2 separate regions of the Homo sapiens genome follow, and region 1 is linked to region 2. A link is an interaction called in ENCODE POLR2A ChIA-PET data of the cell type or tissue named here. Cell type or tissue: MCF 10A. All regions are shown on one strand. Links, peaks and the distances in the headings refer to the core of each region. The heading gives the core; the rest is flanking DNA.

Region 1 (10,253 bases), core at 1,109-9,108, 2.0 Mb before region 2:
AGTACTGTCACTTTCAGTAAATGCCCCTTTAACCTTCTTTGTGCTATGGTTGAGCCCTCTCATCCTACAGGAGTGTGGACATTCTTCCATACACAGAACTTTTATGACAAAAACATTTTATAGAGAGAGAGTTTGGGTGATTTTTATTTCTTTCTTTCTTTTTTTTTTTTTTTTTTTTTACGTTTCCACCTGACTCAAAGGTGACTGTATCTTGAATCTATTCAACACTTAAATCTTGCTGACTCACTTTATAATCAATGGGATAAAGTTAAATACCAATTCTTAAATCAGGTCTGTCTGGGCAACACCTTATCATCAATTGTGCAGTGGAAAGAGGCTATGAGAATAACAAAGCCAAGGGAAATCTTTTTTCCCCTTTAAGTAGTAGTTTCCTCATCTAAATCCAACATTTAGGGTTAATATCCCTTTACTAGTTTAATCAATCAATAAGCAATTATCGAACACCAACTATGTCCTTAGTATCTAGCTAGACACTAAACGTTCTATTTTTCTAGAATCAATGTAACTTTTAAGATATGATAAAATGAACTGTAAAGCATTATTTTCTGTTATATTTTTCAGTTAATGAAGTTCATAAAATGAACATCAAGAAACTTAACTCATCAGTTGGTACAACTTTCATTCTCAACACCATCAGTCTGACATTTTTTATAAGCACTGAACACAGTTAAAATGTACTGTGGAAAAAAAAAACACTTGCTAAATTACAAGGAGCTTTGTGGGAAGAAAGATAATAAAACCAAATCAGAATTCCTGATTTTAGTTTATTGCTAAGAATTTTCACTGAGTAAAATGGTACAGTTTGATTTGGCATTCTTATAAAGTGGAGATAATATCTGATCCTGGAGGAATGTCACAGAGTTAAAGGAAATGTATATGAAGCACCTAGCACAATGTGTGGAACATACTCAGCATTCAATAAACAGCAATTTTATGGTATGTCAAATACATTAATCTCAGGAGTTTTGTCATTACAGTGATAATTATCGTACAGCTAAATATCTTCATCTTCTTACTTTAAAAATACATAAAAATGAACTGCATTTGCTTTTTCAGATCATGTAAAATTAAAACCAAAGCAGCAATACTTTGAGGTTATAAAATATTTTTTTGGTAAAGTTAAAATCTAAATAAATATATCAAAATGGATATATTTTATATATTCACAAATCAGTAATATTTCTATAATGATTTTGGAAAAAGCCGAGTCAATTTAATTAAATGTGTACAACAGTATACCTACTTTGTGCAGTGTGCTATATTATGGTGTTTTTTACAATTGTGGCTAATGGTTGTGAAATCAATTTAGAGCAGCATAAAAAGAAATTAAATCAGAAAAAGAAAACATCAGAGTGCGTCAAATGTAGTAAGAATATGTATTATAAAAGCCTTGTTTCAATTATAAATATGTCTACATTAATAGGTATACTGAGCCACAATGTAAATATATATCTTGATGTGGATCATGGTCAAAAGTTTGAAAACACAGCTGTACTAGGATCTTTGGGTCATATCAGGTTGTGTCAGATACAACTGCCATTATTCTCAAGAGCCTTCTATTATTGAAGTATGTATGATAAGTACACTGCAAAATGCCAACAAAATCTCATGGACATTCAAAGAGAGGAGGTAGTACATGTGTTTGAGAGGCCTGGGAAAGTGGGTGAGATGACTCTTGGAAGATGGGTTGAGCTTTGACAAATAAAGGAGGAGGGAGGGGCACTGGATGGTGAGATATGAGCCATCTTCAGGGAACACTGACTAATCTAGGCTACAGTCCAGGATATAATGTTCAAGGATTGAAGTAAGGCTAGGAAGGTAGCTGAAACCATATCAGGAAAGTCAGAACAATGAGGCTGTACTTAATGTGATAAGATCAGAAGAGAAGGTGAGATACATGGGCTCATCTTTAGGAGTGTTTTTAGTCAGCCTCACAAAGACCTAAAGATAAACTCAACAAGAAAGAATAAAAGCTCCCATAGGATACTTGAAGGTGAAGAACGAGTGAGAGGCAATGACAGGATAAAAAACACACACCAGGGTAGCTGGAATAATTGCTGTTGGCAGCACAGGTAGACATCAGAACGGTGAGGAATAAAAAGTGTTTTCAATATACCTTTTTAACAAATCTGCACATGTAACCCCCTGAACCTATGATAAAAGTGAAAAAAAAAATACAGGTAGAAAACAAAGTGTATTGAAAAAGTATAATTATTATGCTTACGGGTTTCATAATACACATTTCAGAAAGCGTCACTAAGTAAAATCCCCTTGCGGGTGGGAATTTTAAGTCTGCATTTTAAAAGCTGAGAAATCTCCAAGGTCCCTTCTAGTTCTATCTTCTTTGGAATGACTTTATTTTACAGATGAGTAAAGTAAGGCTGAAAGAGGTGACATGGCTAATCAATGGCAGAGCTGGAACTAGACCCTGAGCCTTATAAATTCCAGGACAGTGTTCATTTCATGGCAGCATATATCTGATGGTTTCCATTTCACAAATGTAACAATTTAGCCAAGGAGAGATATAGCTGGAAAAACTCACTAGTTGGATCCAGATATTCATACTCATTCCCTGTTGTGCTGCTTTCTGTCAGAGACTCCTGTTCTGATAGGCATTGCAGGAAACAGGAATATTAAAACAAGCAGGCCTTCCCCCATAGTCTTTTACTGGGGAAATATTATTTTGACCATACCACACTCCAAATCATGACCATATACAACTATAGGAACTGAAAACCAAGTATAGCAACTACATCCTAAGAGCTCCCATCAACCCTAAATCTCATATGCCTTTACAGGCTTTCAAAATTAAGGTCTGTTTCCAATTTCCTATTTGTCTAGTAATGTCGATCTTTTCCATTAATTAATTTATTTTCCTGTGTCTTTCCCAAGTACACATTTCTCAAACTTTGAGGACAGCTTATGAAAATGACAGAGCATTTTCCCTCAGTGATGTTTTCATATTTATAATTTTTGAGAACAATTTCTTGAGAGATGTTTTGGGAGCTGTATTCCAGAACTCATTATCTTCATGGTCTTCCCTGGTAGGATGGATAAATGATCTTGCCTTAAGAGTGGCAATGGATCTTCTGGTTTCAGTAGAAAAGATTATTCTACTTACAGAAGCTGCAGGAGTAGACTTTAAGCCCAGGGACTGGCATGCCTGGGAGTGATCCTAGAAAAAAATGGATTCTCACAGGACACATTGAGGAATGAGAGTGAGTTGTTACCAGTTACTTGCAGCTGGTGAATGTTCTGAGCATTTGGGAGGGAAGGGTATCAGCCCAGTTAATAAGCCTTTCCTGAGAAAGGAAAAGATAGCTTCACAGGTACTGAATGGGAACCTCATCCTTGTTAGGGTATCAATAAAAGCTGGGCCAGGATAGCACTCCCACCAGGAGTGCTGCAGACTCCTCTTCTGTGGGGCTGTTTCAAAAGTTCTACTCTTCACCTACAAAGTGCCTTCCAGTCAGTTATACCATGGCCCTATTATGGCAGCCAAGTGATAAGTGATATATATATCACTATGGTGCAGTGTGATACATGCTTTGCAACTGATGGAATGAGTATAGATGCCATGAAACAATAGGAAGGAAAGAGAAGAGGAAGGTATAGAGTTGGGATTTTGCCAGGTGGAGAAAGGGTTTGACTGTGTCTACATGGGGAGGAAGAAAGGAATTTAAGCAACAAATAACACAAGACATAGAGGTGGGTAAGGGCACAGCTGTATTCAGGAAATGGCAAAGATAACTGGAATTCATGAGGAACTAGCCTAGGGTGAGATTTTGAAGAACCTCCCCCGCTATAAAGGAAATTAAGTTCATCCTGCAGAAAATCTGACACAAACACTTATTATTGTTATACTATTATGATTATCTTCTTGGATGTTCTAGGTTTAGAAAGAACACTGATAATAGCAAGTGGATGAACTCAGTGTCAAGGTATCCAGAGTCTGGGAGACTAATCTGAAGCCTTTGTAGGAGTCAAGGGCCCAGAAGAAAAGGGCAAGAACTGGAAAAGAGCCAACAGAATCAGAAGGAGGCATGGGATCAAGAAAGAATAGGATCTTAGTTACCTGTTCACTATGGGACAGTAGAGAAGAGAAAGAGGCAAGAACAACTTTTGTCATTTGTTTTTTTCCTTCTTGGAATTATTTCCATGGGATACATTTCCTGTGAAATGTCTGAGTTAAACAAAGGGTAGAGTAATATAGTTCAGGAAAAATAATGTGCATCACCATCACCATACATGCAGATGTTGCCCCACAAGTGGGCTAGTCTTAGTTACAAGTCTTTACTTTTATTGTTTTGTTCAATGCAACTGCTCGGTCATAATTTTTTTTGTATTTATATGTACTTCATTACTGGTAAAATTAGAGAGTTTTCCCCCCTAAAATTTGATTTAGTATTTATTTCTTCTGATATTATCACCTCTTTTGTTTATTAGCTGTGTGACCTCAGGCAAGTTATTTAACTAAAGCCTTAGTGTCCTCACCTATACATAGGGGAAAGTAATTATACTTATTAAGGGGATTGTTGTCATACAAAATGAGATATCAGAGTAAAAGCCTAGCCCTGGCTTGGTGCAGAGTAAGAATTCAGTAGATTACTGTACTTATAATAATGTGTTGATGCTATTGCAAACCTTTACTTATAAATGTATAATTTGTTGTTTTATCATATAAACATTTATTTTATTCAATTAACTGATTTCACTAAGAAAAAATACTCTGTTTTTGAGCTGGGATAAGTGTATTAGTAAATTGTGTTATCATAAGTTTGTGGGCTCTTAAATGTATATACAAGTTGTATTTCTGCTTCTCCATTTCTGCCTAGTTTTTTTTTTTTACTTTCATATTTTAAATCTCTATGGTACTCTTTGAAAAGTTCTCACTTCATACATGTTCTGAATTTGGTAGGACATGTTTTCCTTCATGATTCCTTTGCTAGTTTGCCCTTTCATTTACTTATTTTGTTCAGATTTTAGAACCACTTTGTGAGGATATGTAAAGTAATATTCTGGCACCCTAATTGGAGTCTTGTTAAATTCATAAATTATCTTAAGAGATACCATCATTTCTATTTAGCATGTATTCTTTTTCTGTCAGGAGCTTATATGCCTACCTTTAATTGAATCTTCCTTACTTTTCCCATTATGTTTTGTTGTTTTCTTTATTTCAGCAAAGGACTGGGAGACAGAAGCCTTCAGTTTGAATTTCAGATTCTTGAAGACTAACTTTCTCAATCATATTCTCGGGAAAGTAACTATGTGTTCATTTCTAAGAATCATGTGAAGATGGCTCTGTCTACTGAGAATCGACTTCAAATGCATGCTACTAAAATGGAGCTAATATGCGTCATTTCCTCAGCTATAATTTGGGGAGGTTAATACTTGTTAAATCACTAGACTGCTATAAGGTTTGCCCATAAACATTGTAAATAATGTATTCAAAATTATTAAAATGTTACAATATAAACAAGAATGTGATATAATAAAATGTAATTATATAAACATTTTTGTTTTCTAATGAGCCAGTAAGATTCCAGAGGGGAGGAACCATGTCTTCATCTCTTGGTATCCACAATACTTTACATGGTGCTAGACCATAACAGGAACTCAGTAAGTAATTATATGTTAGGGAATGAATAATGATAAAAAAATTATAAGGAAAAGGAATAGGTTTAGGGAATGGTATGGTCTGGAGAAAAATGAGTTTATTCAATCTTACTAGTACATTAACTTCATCTCAATGTATTTATCTTTTGTTGTTTTTTTGAGACAACAAGGTCTCTCTCTGCCACTGTGCCTGGCCTAATCTTCTTATAATTCAACATTTATCAATACATTAGTAGCTTTCCTTTTGCTAGGCTCTCCTTGTGACAAAATTTTACAACTTTATATTAGTGTGATGTATGTTATTTGTGTCCTAGAACCTTTCTAGTATTTCCCCCTTAGTATAGCTGCTCTGATGAAAATGAGACAGGAGCTGGGAGCTGAGTGAAGGAGAAGATGGAAGTGGAGGGAAATGTTATATAATTATCCAACATTTGACTCCAGAGCCAAGAACCAGAAATATGCCAAGATCATAGTAATAACCATTGTCATACCAGATACTAACCAGAAGCTTTCCATATACTGTTCTTAACCTCAAATTAAAGGTGAAACAGAAAGACTTCTGTCTGCGAAAACCATAGTTCAGGTTTTTGGTTTCCTTGTAACCTTTCTGGCTGCCCTAATGTCTAAAGCTAAAACTCCTTTTCCCACCATGTCTGCAGCATGGAAAGAAGAACGCTTGTTTAAGTCTTTGGCAGTTCACAGAAAATAATATTTTGTTTAGAATTACCATTTGTGGGAAATTATTAAGTACACAAACACATTCCACTTATTTGATATCTTAAGCATTTTGTTCTTCTTCTTTTTTTTTTTTTAATAATCTCAAGGGCTAACAATGTGACCTTATCATGAGAATTGGCCAAAACTCAAATATTTGCATTGAGGAGCTTCTAGGCTTTTTGGTTCATTTGTAATATGGAGTCTGATGCAGATGCTTTATGTAGCAGAATGACCTTTCCAATTTTCTGAATAAAAACAAAATGAACTTTTAAGGTACAGGATCATTCATGTCTCCTATGGATCCAAAATGTATTAAAAACTCATTCCATGTACAAACTCTGGAGGCAAGTCCATGAGTCCTATAATAAAATCTGCATAGTAGTTTAGATAGCACTTTCCCTCAAATTATCTAATTGTGCTGAAATCCTCATTATAACTCACTGAAGTTGATAGGGCAGGTGATTTTATTATTATTTCCCTTTCCCATCTCCTCCTTTTCATTGCACAGATGGATGAACATGAATTAACTTAGAAAGCTTCAAGAGACCCAGTCCCAAGCCTGGTTTGCTGAGTTCAATTCCCACAAATCAGAGTTTCTCAATCTAGGCACTATTGACATTTTAGGTTGGATAATTATTTGCCGTGGGGGCTGTCTGGTGTACCACAGAATGTTTAGCAGCACCTCTGGCCTCTACCTACTAGACGCCAGGAGCACCACCCCATTGCACAACAGTTGTGACAGCCAAAAATGTCTCCAGACATTGCCAAATGTCCCTGGAGGTGGAGGTGGGAATCTCTGGTTGAAAACCACTAAAAGCTTTTCAAAATGCCAAGTCACCTGCAAGTGATAAGTAACTCCATTTCTACAGAGACTACCTCCACTTCATATCTGCTGTGCTTTCCAGGACATAGTTGCTAGATGCGTCTTCAGATACCAGCTGGGTTGTTTCCAGCAAGAAGATTACAGGCAATGAAATAGTTGTCCCTTATCCACAGGGGATGAATTGCAAGACCTCTATTGCATGCCTGAAACTGTAGGTAGTACTGAACCCTATATTTACTGTTTTTTTTTCCTATTCATTTCACATGAGTGGCCAGGAATTTCTCACCGTTATCAACTCCTGCTTTCTTACCTGTAAAACAGGGATGATTCTGTGAATTTCCCTGTAGAGCACAGGCTGAGCACTTGCCTTTGAGGTAGACTGATTGGGTGGTTTCAGGCGAGTGACTTAACCTCCCTGTGCCTTACTTTTTTCAGCTGTAAATGGTAATTCCAACAGTGCCAATTCACAGGGCTATTGTGAAGACTACATAAGGCAATGCATAAAGGGCTGAGAACGGCATCTAGCACATGCTATGTGCTCAAGAAATGTCAGTTCTATCATTTTTAAGGAATGTTCTATTAAGTGATGAACAAAGCACTGGAGTGGGACTATAAGTTTCAAATGTCACAGAACATGTCTACTTCATTCACCATTGCATCCTAAATGTTCAACAGTGCCTGGAACAAAGAACGTATTTTAAAAACATTTATTGAAAAAATGTAGCAGTGACTAGGGCTGAGGAAAACGGACTCCCAGGTTCTACTCCAAACCCTGCCACTATCTACTGCCCATCTCACCCACTGCGCCCAGCAGTGAGGCCTTGGGAAAGTCACTGATTCTAGATCTCTCATCTCCTGTAAAATGAAGGGATGATGCAAAAGATCTATAAACTGTAGCACTATAAATTGTAACTGACACTCTTAATTCTACTATACATTTTAGGAAAAAGATTACAAAAACTTTGTAACAACATAATTTTTGCTTGAAAACAATCAACAGTATAGAGACTCTACAAAGTTGCTGAGTTATAGTTTTCAAAAGAAATTTAGTGATGATTGTTTGCTTCATCAGAAAGGGCAGTAAAACTTGGCACTAATGCCATCACTCAGTGGTGTGCCACTTTCCTCCCAAGAGTTCTGTAGAGAGGGAAAGAAAACAAAGCTGAAAACAGAGTAATCAATGGTCCTGCAGTGATACATTAAGCCTTTCTTGGTTTTCCAATCCTTCTGGCTTGTATGTGAAAGAGAAATGCTTGACTCACTTATAGGCAATGTAATCAAAGTGACTTAAGCTTTCAGAGTCTGTTTCCCTACCTATAAAATGGGATAGGGTAATACCTACCCTCAATGGGAGTATCATGAGCATTACATAAAATAATCAGGCAAATGGCCAAGAAAGAAGCACACTTTCAATTAATGGAAGTTATTAATAGCATAATAATAATTGCAATTATTTGCAAGAGAACCATATCCCTACAAATGTTAACAGCGTTAAGAGTAATTCTTCTGGCTAGGTATCACATAGTATATAATTTTTTTTTTTTTTTGAGACAGAGTCTCACTCTGTTGTCCAGGCTGGAGTGCAATGGCATGATCTTGGCTCACTGCAACCTGTGCCTCCCAGGTTCAAGTGATTCTCCAGCCTCAGCCTCCCAAGTTGCTGGGATTACCCGCGTGCACTACCATGCCTGGCTAATTTTTGTATTTTCAGTAAAGATGGGGTTTCACCATGTTGGCCAGGCTGGTCTTGAGCTCCTGACCTCAGGTGATCCACCCACCTCGGCCTCCCAAGGTGCTGGGATTACAGGTGTGAGCCACTGCACCTGGCCAGAAATGATAATGTAGTACCCAAAGAGACATCAGACAAAGAAATGCATGCCAGCTAGGTAATCCTTTTTGTGGAAGCGCTAGATAAGAGATTACGAATGCTGAATGGTGAGCTGGGGAAAAATTAATGTTTAAAGTTAGAGAAACAGTTGGGTCAGAAAAAAAGAACATGAAAAAGCAGTATACCTCAGTGGCTAAAGCACTACCTAGCTGAGTGGCCTATTTGTTTCTCCACCTGGGAAAAAATGGAGGTAGCAATACTGAACAGGATTGTTATAAAGGATTACAGAGTTAATATTCATGAACAGCTTAGAACACCTGGAATACAGTAAATGCTATCTAAGAACCTGTTACATAAACTAGAGGGGTGACAATAATGGCTGAAGTGATACAGAATGGCCTGTTAGGAAGCCTTTGTTGTAGAGACCAGCAAAGCGGCCTTCTAAGGGCACAACCTGGAAAGTTACCAGCTCTTTCATCCATTCCACACCTGGGCTCCTCCTCTGTGCAAGATGAAGTGCCATGGCCGTGAAGACTCAATTCACATTTGAAATGGTAGAGATGAACCAGTGGCTGAGGCAGAAAAAAATCTCTGTTGCTACTAGGAGTAACAGAAGCACGTGTATAGACAATATGCTATCCCTTCCTGTGGGCTTCCACAGTACTCTCTGTGTATTTCACAGCATCCCAGTTAGACAGAGATCCCTGAGGGGGAAACTGAGTGCTGTTCACTGTGGAATCCCCCCTCCACAGTGCTCAGTAAGTATGTGTGGAAGCGAAGCCAAAGTGAGCAATAATTACTCACCTGTAATTACTGAGCACTAAGTACTTGGACCCCTAACTGCTCCACACCCTATTTTCAACCCTCCATATTGCTCTAAATAACTCAAGGTCAATGTGTGGGAGAGGAGAGATGTAATCCCAGAACTTAGGCTTTTGAGTAAAAACCGAGTCTTCTTTGTAGTGGTGGCCTGAAAGTACGCAGTGGTAAGACCAGCTAAGAAGCCTTCTGATGGGGGGAATTTCCTCCAGCATCGTTTCTCAATCCATCCACAAACACCTCAAGGCTGGTACAAACAAAACTGAACTTATGAGCTTTGCAAATGAGCTGATCTTTTCTTTCCTTCCTTCTGTATAGCCACCCATCTATCAAATTCTCTTCTGTGCTTTCCTTGAGAACATCCCTCTCATACAGCCCTCTCACTAATCTCTCTGCCAGCACCTTACAGGATCACACTGGGATTACTAC
Region 2 (10,253 bases), core at 1,257-9,256:
TTGCAATGAAGAATTTAAGTAAGCTCTATATTAGTTAAGTAATATTTAACATTGAGTGTTAGAATATTAATTAAGCAATAATTTGAGGACATATTATATGGGCATATGTTATCATCTTGCAGGGTGAAGACGTTATAAATATATAGTTCTCTCTCCCCTTGCCACTTCTTTAAAATTTATACAAACTCTCTCAAAATAGCTCATAAAAGGAAAACCTCACTCAGCATAAAGTTACTATACTGTTAAAACTATGTAAAAGTATTGGGAAGCTATAGGGGAAAGTTTGAATCAACAAATATTTTCGACATTCCTACTGGTAACTCCAAGGCCTTTTTTTTTTCTCTGTTCTTCTTCCCCCTCCTTGTCTGTTACAAGTTATGACGTGTGGATGAAGGCTTTTTCCCATGCAGTAATGACTGTATACTGAGATTTCAAGGGGCTGTTCATGACAATCCCATTTTCTGTGTAATTTCATGGTTGTCTTCTTGAATGAAGATATTGGCTGCTCTGAAGCAGGGGTCAGCCGCTCCTGCTCCCTTTCAGTATTGTTCCGGAGTATGTTTCCTTTCAGCTGATGAAAAGTAATTCATCATTTACACCCCTGAATTCTGCCAGCATTTTTTGAACAACTTTTCTTTCCCTGTGGTACCTTAGGCCCATGAAAGAGATAAATAGGTTCAATACAACACCAGGCCCCAGATCCTGGGAGCAGGTTAGGCCTCTGAGGCCCCAAGCTGCCCCTTTCTCATGATAGAGTTTGTCACCTTTCTACCTCCAGAAGTCAAATCCTGTCGACTCAGCCATCTTTCAGGCTCTCTGAAGTGGCTTTGGCACCCACTGGGGCATGTGAGTTTAAAATTGATTTTTTTTTTAAGATCTGTCAAGTTCCCTTAAGGGACGGAGTTGACAGCCAGCAGGCCTCAACTATCACAAAGCATTCAATGTGTAAAAGACACCTAAGGAACTTCCTTTGAGGGGCCAAAAGGCTTCAGACTTTGTGACACATTAGAGGGTGCTGTTGCTAAGAAACTGGCTTTTGGCAATAGGATTTTTTTCTGCAACTCTGCCACTTTGGGAAGTACTTTAAGCTACCTCTCTTCTTATGGCAAAAGACAACATTGCCTATTATGAAAACAAGATGCCCCCCAAAAAGATGTTGAATGGACTCATTACATGGTTCTTCACACTCCAAACGCCTATTACTTAGGCATTTTAGAAATCAGTTAACTCTAGTATTTGTACCCGCTTTCAGAAGAATAAAACATTAGGCAATCTGACTTAATCAAAATAAAGTCTGATATTTGTTTCTAAAAGCAAGGATATTAAGTGTTTAGGAGTTGGGATGTTGTAGAAAATCATGCAGAGATAGATTGTTCTTTCTCAACTTAGAGTAAACAGTGACTGGCTTAACACCCTAGCAGTAAGTAGTATTGCCCAGGCTACAGCTTACATTTGGTTTGTTGCAAAATAATTCTGGTGCAGGTATGGCCATTTGTTCCTGCCCAGGGTCTACTGGATCAAGCAACTGTTTAATTCAGCCTTTTATTTAGCCATCACCTTTAATTTTATATGTTCTCTTGGAAGTCAAAATGATAGGAGCAGGGTCCTCCTATATTGTTTTAAAGGATAATGAAATATTCTATTCTTTGTGTTATTGATTTTAAACAGCTTCAATATAGCAAATAATTCTTTTTGCTGTTGTTGTAAATGAAGGAAACAACTTAGCTTCTTTTAGCGACCACAGCATAACCACGTTCTCCTGCAAAACTATTTGTGCAGAGCAAGCACAACATCCTTCGGAAGATTAGCAATTCCTCAAAAGAAGTCAGAAGACAGATTTTCACATTCAATTCCAACCTGTGTGGTTTGAAGGCCGTGAAACTTTCAACAACAATATAAATACTGCATGTGTCTCTCTCTCCCGAGGCTGGATTTTACCGACTGGTATGTGAAAGGCCAATTGTATAAGCAGGTGTAGGTCTGAGTTGAAAGGATTTGATGGCATTAATCTCCCTTTAAGAGGTCTTGTTTTCATGGGCTGTTGTCAAACACAACTGAGTCATTCTGTGACTATAACTGCAGTTATCTGTCCCTTGTTATAGAGAGTTGCCCTAACTTTTGAGATAATTTCTGCATGACTTTTCCAAAGAATGTTTCGGTGTTCTCTATAGAGAGAGGTAGTATGGCAACGAGAGACAAATATAGGCTCTGCAGGCAGACATACCTGGGGTTTAAATGTTGGTTTGCAGGATCTGTGTTGCTTCAGTAAATTCATGAAAATTCTCTGAGACGGAGCTTTCCGTATACAAAATGAGGACAATAATAGCTGAGGTTTAAGTGAGGTTATGCATGAAAAATACCCAGCATGGTCATTGGCATAGAAGTTCAATAAATGATAAATATTATTCCTCCAATCGACCAAATATATGGCATGATTTCATGGTCCTTGCCACTGAAGCTCAGACATCATGAATATTAGCTATGGATATTAAGCAGTTATCCTCCTAATTCCAAAATACTAAACACGTTAATTTCCAGACTAGAGAGATGATTACCTAGGGCTAAGTCAAGAATTAACCCTGATAGTTGTGAAGTCATAACCTGGTCAAAATATAAAAGGAAATGCTGAGACATTGTCTGCACGATTTATTACTAATACACCTAAGGTTACTAATAAAAACAAAAAGTGGCCAGGCACAGTGGTTCACACCTGTAATCCCAGCACTTTCGGAGGCCAAGGTCGGGGGATCACCTGAGGTTGCGAGTTGGAGACCAGCCTGACCAACATGGAGAAACCCCGTCTCTACTAAAAATACAAAATTAGCCAGGCGTGGTGGCGCATGCCTGTAATCTCAGTTATTCAGGAGGCTGAGGCAGGATAATCACTTGAACCTGGGAGGAGAAGGTTGTGATGAGCCAAGATTGCGCCATTGCACTCCAGCCTGGGAAACAAGAGTGAAACTCCATCTCGAAAGCAAACAAACAAACAAAGGACTAACAAAAAGGAGCTGGTGAGAATAGATGTTAATACTATCATACTTCTTTTGTTACATAGGCTTAATTTGCATTGCCGTTATTGACTGGCTGGGCCCTTCATCCTGTAAAATGAATGTGTTGCTTTCATGGGATGAGTGAATGTGGTCCTTCTGCTTGTTGGTTCATTGATATTTGGTCAGCTCTCCTAGTTTCCTGGTATATTTAGTGTAGGTGGATCATAATTATTTTGCGAAAATTTTCCCAGGTGATTCTAAAGTCTAGCCTGTACTGAACATCACTACCTTAAGTAAATAAAATTTAATAACTTGGTTATAATTTTTTCATGAGCTACATGTCAGTAGCCATAACCAATTTTCTGGGAGAAATAGTACACAAGCAGGTAGTTGCTGAGTTGCCAGAGACAAAATAAAGCAGCTGAAGTTAAAGAGAAACAGAAAGAGAGTCTTCAATGTGTGAAATAATAAATTATATTGTTATCTCACTGTATCCTCTTAAGAATTAGTAACACACAGCAATCTCACTCAACAAATTGATGGTATAACGGTACACCACGTGTTTAAAGTTTCTTTTAACTCCTCTTCCATGTAAACACATCGAAGAGATAGAAATGGGACTCACTTTGGCCTCCATCACTTTCCACTGCAGCTTTAAGTTATCTAGTTCCTTTTTCTAGGAAGTGTCCCCCGACCTTAACAGTAAATTAGATGTGCCCCTCCTGTGTTTGTCTCGTGCCCTCCAATTTCCATGTTACAGCGTGGGAGTGATTGAATGAAGGCGCTGAGCACAATGGATGTACTGCCTCATTAGATTGTAGGCATTAGGATTAAGTACCCACGTGCAGAGGAATCATCCCTGTTTCTCCCATGCTTATTTCAGCGTTTGTCAATTGCAGTAACTTATGGATACACTGATAAGTGTATGAATAAATAAATGAGCTTGCCACAGAGAATTTCCCACAAACAACAGCCTCCCAAAAGGCTTAATATGTCAAGTCTTTGCTCAAGAATATAACAATTGCTCTAATACCAAATATTGCCATATTCTTTTAAGAAAGGATGACAAAAAGATCCATGATTCACTAGAATAAAAAAGATGGACTTTCTATCTTGAAGTGAGAAAACTGTGGAATTCATTCAAGAAAGTAGAAATGAGGTGGAACAGGCTCATCCTCTTTCCATGTTGGGATATAAGTTCACCAGGAGGGTGGGAAGAAATAAGCATCTTGCCTATCTTGGACATTTTTACAGCTATCTCTGATAAAGAAAAACTGCAAAAGTTTCAGTGCTACACTTCAATGCATCTATGTGTTACAGGGTCATCATATTATAGTCATTATGGTCTATAGACCATAGGCTCACTTCCCTCCCTGGTCTATTATAACTGACCGTAATGTACCATAGAGGTTCACGATATTCTCTTCTTGACTGAGCTTGGAGAGTATCTATTTCACAGTGTATTCCTCTTAAAGGGTGAGTCTAAAAATGGCAATAGACAAGGCACTTATCTGTACATAAGTATCAGAGACAGAATGGGAGGAAATGATGCACTTCATGGAGTTGCATTACTTCTTCAGTACAATTTGTTGCACTAAAAACAAGAAAGAAAGAAAGAAACGTAATTTGGTAAATGGATTCTAGTGGTCTGAAAGAGTTAATGTGCCTCTTTCCACTAGAAACAGTGAGCCATTTATATATAGGCAATCCCTTCTCTTCTCCTGAGTCACATCACTGCTTCAAGAGACATTTTAAAATGGATCTTCACAGACTCCAGGGATGGAGCAAGAGGATTGTTTTCACTGTCAGTAGTAACTACAAAATGAGTTTGTACTTTCTTTTCTTGTTTATCCATTTTTTCCCCCTGTGGTGTCACCCAGAAATGAAGGTTTGAAAGATATCCTTTCTTACATTTGGATTGAGTGTCATGGGGAGGTTACCTATTGGTGTTCTTATTTCACCCATGCTATAACTTGAGGGATTAGCAAATACTCTCTATTATAAGAAGTGCCAACTTGTCCTTCAAAATTTTGATAGATTTCTATTAGTCAGCTTCTTTCTTTTTACTACCTATTATCAATTCAATTATATTTATGTAATATCTGTTTCAGGATATTTCAAGCATAATTTTGCTTAGGCTCATTTTTAAAGTATATCAGCTTTTTCCTTAATCATAATTTAAATGGCTACTAAATGCATCACCACTTTTTTAAATTATAAGTTTTCCCACAAATTCATTATGATTATAAGAAAAATTTTCTTTGTGGTTTTTGCATTCTTTCAAAAATATCCTTTCCCAGAACAACCTCCCTTGAAATCTTCTATTTTCATAATAAATACTTATCTAGGTGTTTCAATAGTAAATATTAAAAAAATTAACTTTTATTCACTTATTTTTCAAATTCTAGAGCACGATTTTGCAAATCATCATCTTTAACTGTGCATACATGTGGATTACTTTTTTTGCCTTAACAAGTTTCAACCCTGCTAAGGGTATTTTATTAAGAAACAAAACAAAATAAAACAAAACATTTCCTGTCTATTTTCTCTTCCTGCCCTGGAGGTGTATTTCAACATTCACAAAATACCTGACTACCCTTATTTTCCTTAATGTCTGTCCAAATAGCATCTGCTGTGTCAGCTAAACACCCACAGCATTTCTTTTTACTGGCTATCATACGTGTGCAATATTGAGCCCTCCCTCCTCCTTCTTATTTGGTTTCCACTTTCAGTAAACCTTATCCTAGCATTTTAATTCCTCAGTCATTTCTCTGACTCAACCATAGCATTTCCATTTCAATAATATCATGCTTATCCTTGATACTCATACTCATACTTATCATCGATAAGGCTTTGATGTAATAAATCCTTGATATAATATCGTACTTATCCATGCTATGAGATATAATCAAAAATGAAAGCAGAAACTTAAGATACAGAGTAAAATATATTACTTGCCAATTTTCCACAGTAACTTTTCATCATTACTCCAAAATTACTTTTTAATGCAAAGAGTAGTTTCAATCACATTGAGGCCCACATGATTCAGATACTATCATAATCACAATTAGATTACATTACTGCAATCAGGAATGGAGATCATTAAGAGAAAGAATATAAATTGCTTTAGTTTTACAAGTACTGAGCTAGCAAAATTATAATTAATCTCCATTTATAATCTTTTCTTTCATAGAACTGCAAAGCATGCTACTTTTTTTAGGCCATCAATACAAATTAGAACTAAGTAATAAAGCCCTAACTACTACTACTGTGCTGTTCACAATTGAAGAAACTTTCACATTATGTATAGAAGGCTTTTGATACAAACAGTGCCCATAGAGTAGATTGTTTCAATGCAAGAAGTGCAAGTATCACAAGGTGCTATACAGCAAACAATGCTGCAGAAACTATCCTTCTTCTCAGCGTAATCAGCTTTTGCATTCCATTTCTTAAATGGGATGGTGCTACTCATGGAGATGAAGAAGCAATTACTTACAAATCACAGTGAGTGCCTCACTCTGTATGTCCCAAGTTTTAAATATAGTCTTTTAAAAGCGCATGAAATAAAACCATTTTAAAAATTCAGGATATTGAGACCTTCAAAATGCAATCTATTATAATTACTGTAATTGCTTCATATTTTTAAAGTGAATTAAGTTCTGTTATACCATGATACACCAAGTCCTTATATAGTACTATATATACCTTTTATTTATTAGTCCTTAAAAGCTATCATACATTAAAACAGAATATATTATTAAACTCAGATTTTAGTGAATACATATAGAAAATAGCTAATATTATACAATTTCAGATTTTTTTTTCCCACATTGCTGAAGTCAAAACAGTGCTAAAAATTTAACAATTTCTTCGAACTCATTTGGTGGCAAGTTGACCTCACATGAATTCATTTAGGAGGAAGCTAACTTGACATGAACTAATTTAGCAGAAAAACTTGGCCTGAACTTGCAGAAAGTTGCTTATATTCCTTATCAGTGATTTTGTTTGACAAATAAAAATAGTATATATTTAAGGTTTACAACCCAATGATTTTATGTACATATACAATGTGAAAGGATTATCACCATCAAGTTAATTAATATCTCTATCGCCTCACATAGTTAACCTTTTTGTGTGTGTGATGATGACATTTAAGATTTGTTACACATATTGTTAACTATAGTCACCATGCTGTACACTGGATCTCCAGAATGTATCCGTCTTGTAACTCAATGCTTGTACCCCTCGGTCAGCATATCCCCATTTGTCCCCTCTTCTAGTCACTGACAGCCATCATTCCACTCTGTTTCTATTGGCCCAACTTTTTAAGATTCCACATATAAGTGAGATCATGCAGTATTTGTCTTTCTATGTCCAGCTTATTTCACTTAGCATAATGTCCTACAAGTTCATCCACATTGTCAAAAATGGCAGAACTTAGTTCATTTTTAAGGCTGAATAATATTCTTCTGTGTGTGTCTATGTATCAGATTTTCTTCATTCATTCATCTGTCAATATACACTTTTGTTTCATAGCTTGATTATTGTGAATAATGCTGCAATGAACGTGGAAGTATGGGAGCACAGATAGCTCTTCAAAACAGTGAATTTACACACACATACGTAAGTGAATTTATACACATTCACACGCATATGTACGCATATGCATGTGTGTGTCTATATATATATATATATATTCCAGTTGTTCTTGCACAACATTGTTTTAACTATTCAGGGTCAGTTTAGATTTGTACAAATTTTAGGATTTTTTTTTCTACTTCTGAGAAAAATGTCATTAGAATTATGATAAGTATGGCATCAAATATGTAAATCACATATATATATATATATATATATATATATATATATATATATATATGCCCTGAAGTCCTGAAGTGGTGAAGTGGGATTGCTAGATCATATGATAAAGTTTTAGCTTTTTGAGGAACCTCAATGGTGGCGGAAATGTAAATTGATAGAATCATTTTGTTATTGATTCTATCAATTTACATTCCCACCAACATTGTCGAAGGGTTCTTTAGTATTCACATTTTTACCATCACTTGCTTTCTTTTGACTTTTTGATAATTGCTATCCTAATGGGTATGATGAGGTGATATCTTTTTGTGGTTTCAATTTGAATTTCAATGGTTATTGGTGATATTATGCACTTTTTCATATACCTGTTGGCCATTTGTATCTCTTCTTTGGGAAAAAAAAAAAAGAAGTCTATTCAGATTCTTTGCCCATTCTTTAATCAGGCTACATGCTTTTATGCTGTTGACTTGGATGAATTCCTTATATATTTTGGGTATTAACCTGTTCTTGGATACATGATTTGCAAATATTTTGTCCTATCTATAAGTTGCCTTTTTTTTTTTTTTTTTTGAGATAGAGTCTCACTCTGTCACCCAGGCTGGAGTGCAGTGGCACGATCTCGGCTTACTGCAACCTCCGCCTCCCGGGTTCAAGCAATTCTCTGCCTCAGCCTCCCGAGTAGCTGGGATTACAGGTACCTCCCACCATGCCCTGCTAATTTTTGTATTTGTAGTAGAGATGGGGTTTCACCATCTTGACCAGGCTAGTCTTGAACTCGTGACCTCATGATCCACCCACCTCAGCCTCCCAAAGTGCTGGGGTTACAGGCGTGAGCCACCATGCTCGCCAGCCATAAGTTGCCTTTTAATTGTGTTGATTGTTTCTTTTGGTGAAAAGAAACTATTTAATTTGATGTGGCATAATTTGTAATATTTTTGCTTTTTGCTTTTTTGTCTGTGCTTTTGAGGTCATATCCAAAAAAATCATTGCCCAAACAATGTCAAGGAACATTTTCCTATTTTTCATCTAGTAGTTTTACAGTCTCACATCTTAAATCTATTTCTTTAATCCCTTTTGAGTTGATTTTAGTGTATAATATAAGGTATGAGTCCAGTTTCTTTCTTTTGCATATTGATATTCAACGTATTCCCAGTGTTATTTATTGAAGACATTATCCTTTACTCATTGTGTATTCTTGGAAGCTTTGTGGAAGACTAGTTGACTATATATATGTATATGTGTGTGTGTGTATACATTATATATATATGTAATGTATACACACATATCACTTTATTTGTGAGCTTTCTATTCTATTTTATTACTATATGTGTTTGTTTTTATGGTATTGCCATAATGTTTTGATTGCTACAGAGTTATAATTTAATTTGAAATCAGGAAGTCTAGTGCTTCCAGTTGCACAACAGTGTTTTAGCTATTCAGGGTCATTTTAGATTTGCACAAATTTTAGGGTTTTTTTTCTACTTCTGAGAAACATGTCATTGGAATTATGATAAGTATGGCGTCAAATATGTAAATCACTTTAGTATAGAAATTTTAATAAAATTAATTCTTCCTATTTAGGAACATGGAATATCTTTTTATTGATTTGTGTCTTTAATTTCTTTTATCCATGCTTTATAGCTTTCAGTGTATAGATCTTTCACCTCCTTGGTTAAATTTATTCCTAAGTATTTTGCTATTTTGATGCAATTGTAAATGGAATTATTTTCTTAAATTCTTTTTCAGACAGTTTGCTGTTGATGGATAGAGGTGCAACAGAATTACAAATGTTTATTTTGTACCTTGAAAGTTTATCAAATCTGTTCATTAGTTGTAACAGTTATTTGCTGGAGTCTTGAGGATTTTTCTCTACATAAAATCATGTTATCTGCAAACAAAGCCATTTTACATCATCCTTTTCTATTTAGATGATTTTACTTCTTTTTCTTGCCTAATTGCTCTGGCTAGGATTTCTAGTACTATGTTGAATAGAAGTGGTGAGAGTGGAGATTCTTGTCTTATTACTGTTGTAAGAGGAAAAACTTTCAGTTTTTTACCGTTGAGTATGATCTTGGCTGTGAGACTGTCATATATGTCCTTTACTATGTTGAAGTATATTCTTTTATACCTATTTTGGTATAAAGGAATCCATCAGTGATGTTGGCCTGTAATTTACTTTGCTTCTCTGTTTGCAGTATCAGGGTAATGCTAGCCTTGAAGAATAAGTTTAAAAGTATTCAATCCTCTTCAGTTTTGAGGGAGAGTTTGAGAAAGCTTGATGTTAATTATTCTTTAAATGTTTGGTATAATACACCAGTGAAGCAATCTGGTCCTGGGCTTTTCTTTGTTGGGAGATTTTAAAATACTGATTTAATCTCCATACTCATTACTGGCCTGTTTATATTTTCCAATTCATCATAATTCAGCATCAGAAGGTTGCTAGGA

What was found. Peaks named below come from ENCODE experiments on the same cell type or tissue, not always from the same donor. Only the 100,000 strongest peaks of a DNase experiment are listed, where the experiment ranks them.
Region 1: POLR2A ChIA-PET joins it to region 2 with 7 read pairs; 2 of 35 experiments call an interaction of 5 or more read pairs at or near these places.

What each region holds. Positions count from the first base shown.
Region 1 is chr2:143,958,625-143,968,877 of GRCh38, forward strand. All of the region lies in intron 8 of QTMAN (queuosine-tRNA mannosyltransferase), which reads right to left. QTMAN-AS1 (QTMAN antisense RNA 1) reads left to right here. Exons shown (of 3, transcript NR_110237.1): 3 at 5,202-5,532. Among named protein-coding and RNA genes, the nearest start is that of QTMAN-AS1, 27 kb to the left of the region's middle. In MCF 10A, for the core only: no CTCF peak of the experiment used is centred there; no DNase peak of the experiment used is centred there.
Region 2 is chr2:145,934,516-145,944,768 of GRCh38, forward strand. No RefSeq gene overlaps it. Among named protein-coding and RNA genes, the nearest start is that of LINC01911, 900 kb to the right of the region's middle. RefSeq lists an enhancer at 205-1,200. In MCF 10A, for the core only: no CTCF peak of the experiment used is centred there; a DNase peak (open chromatin) is centred at 5,616.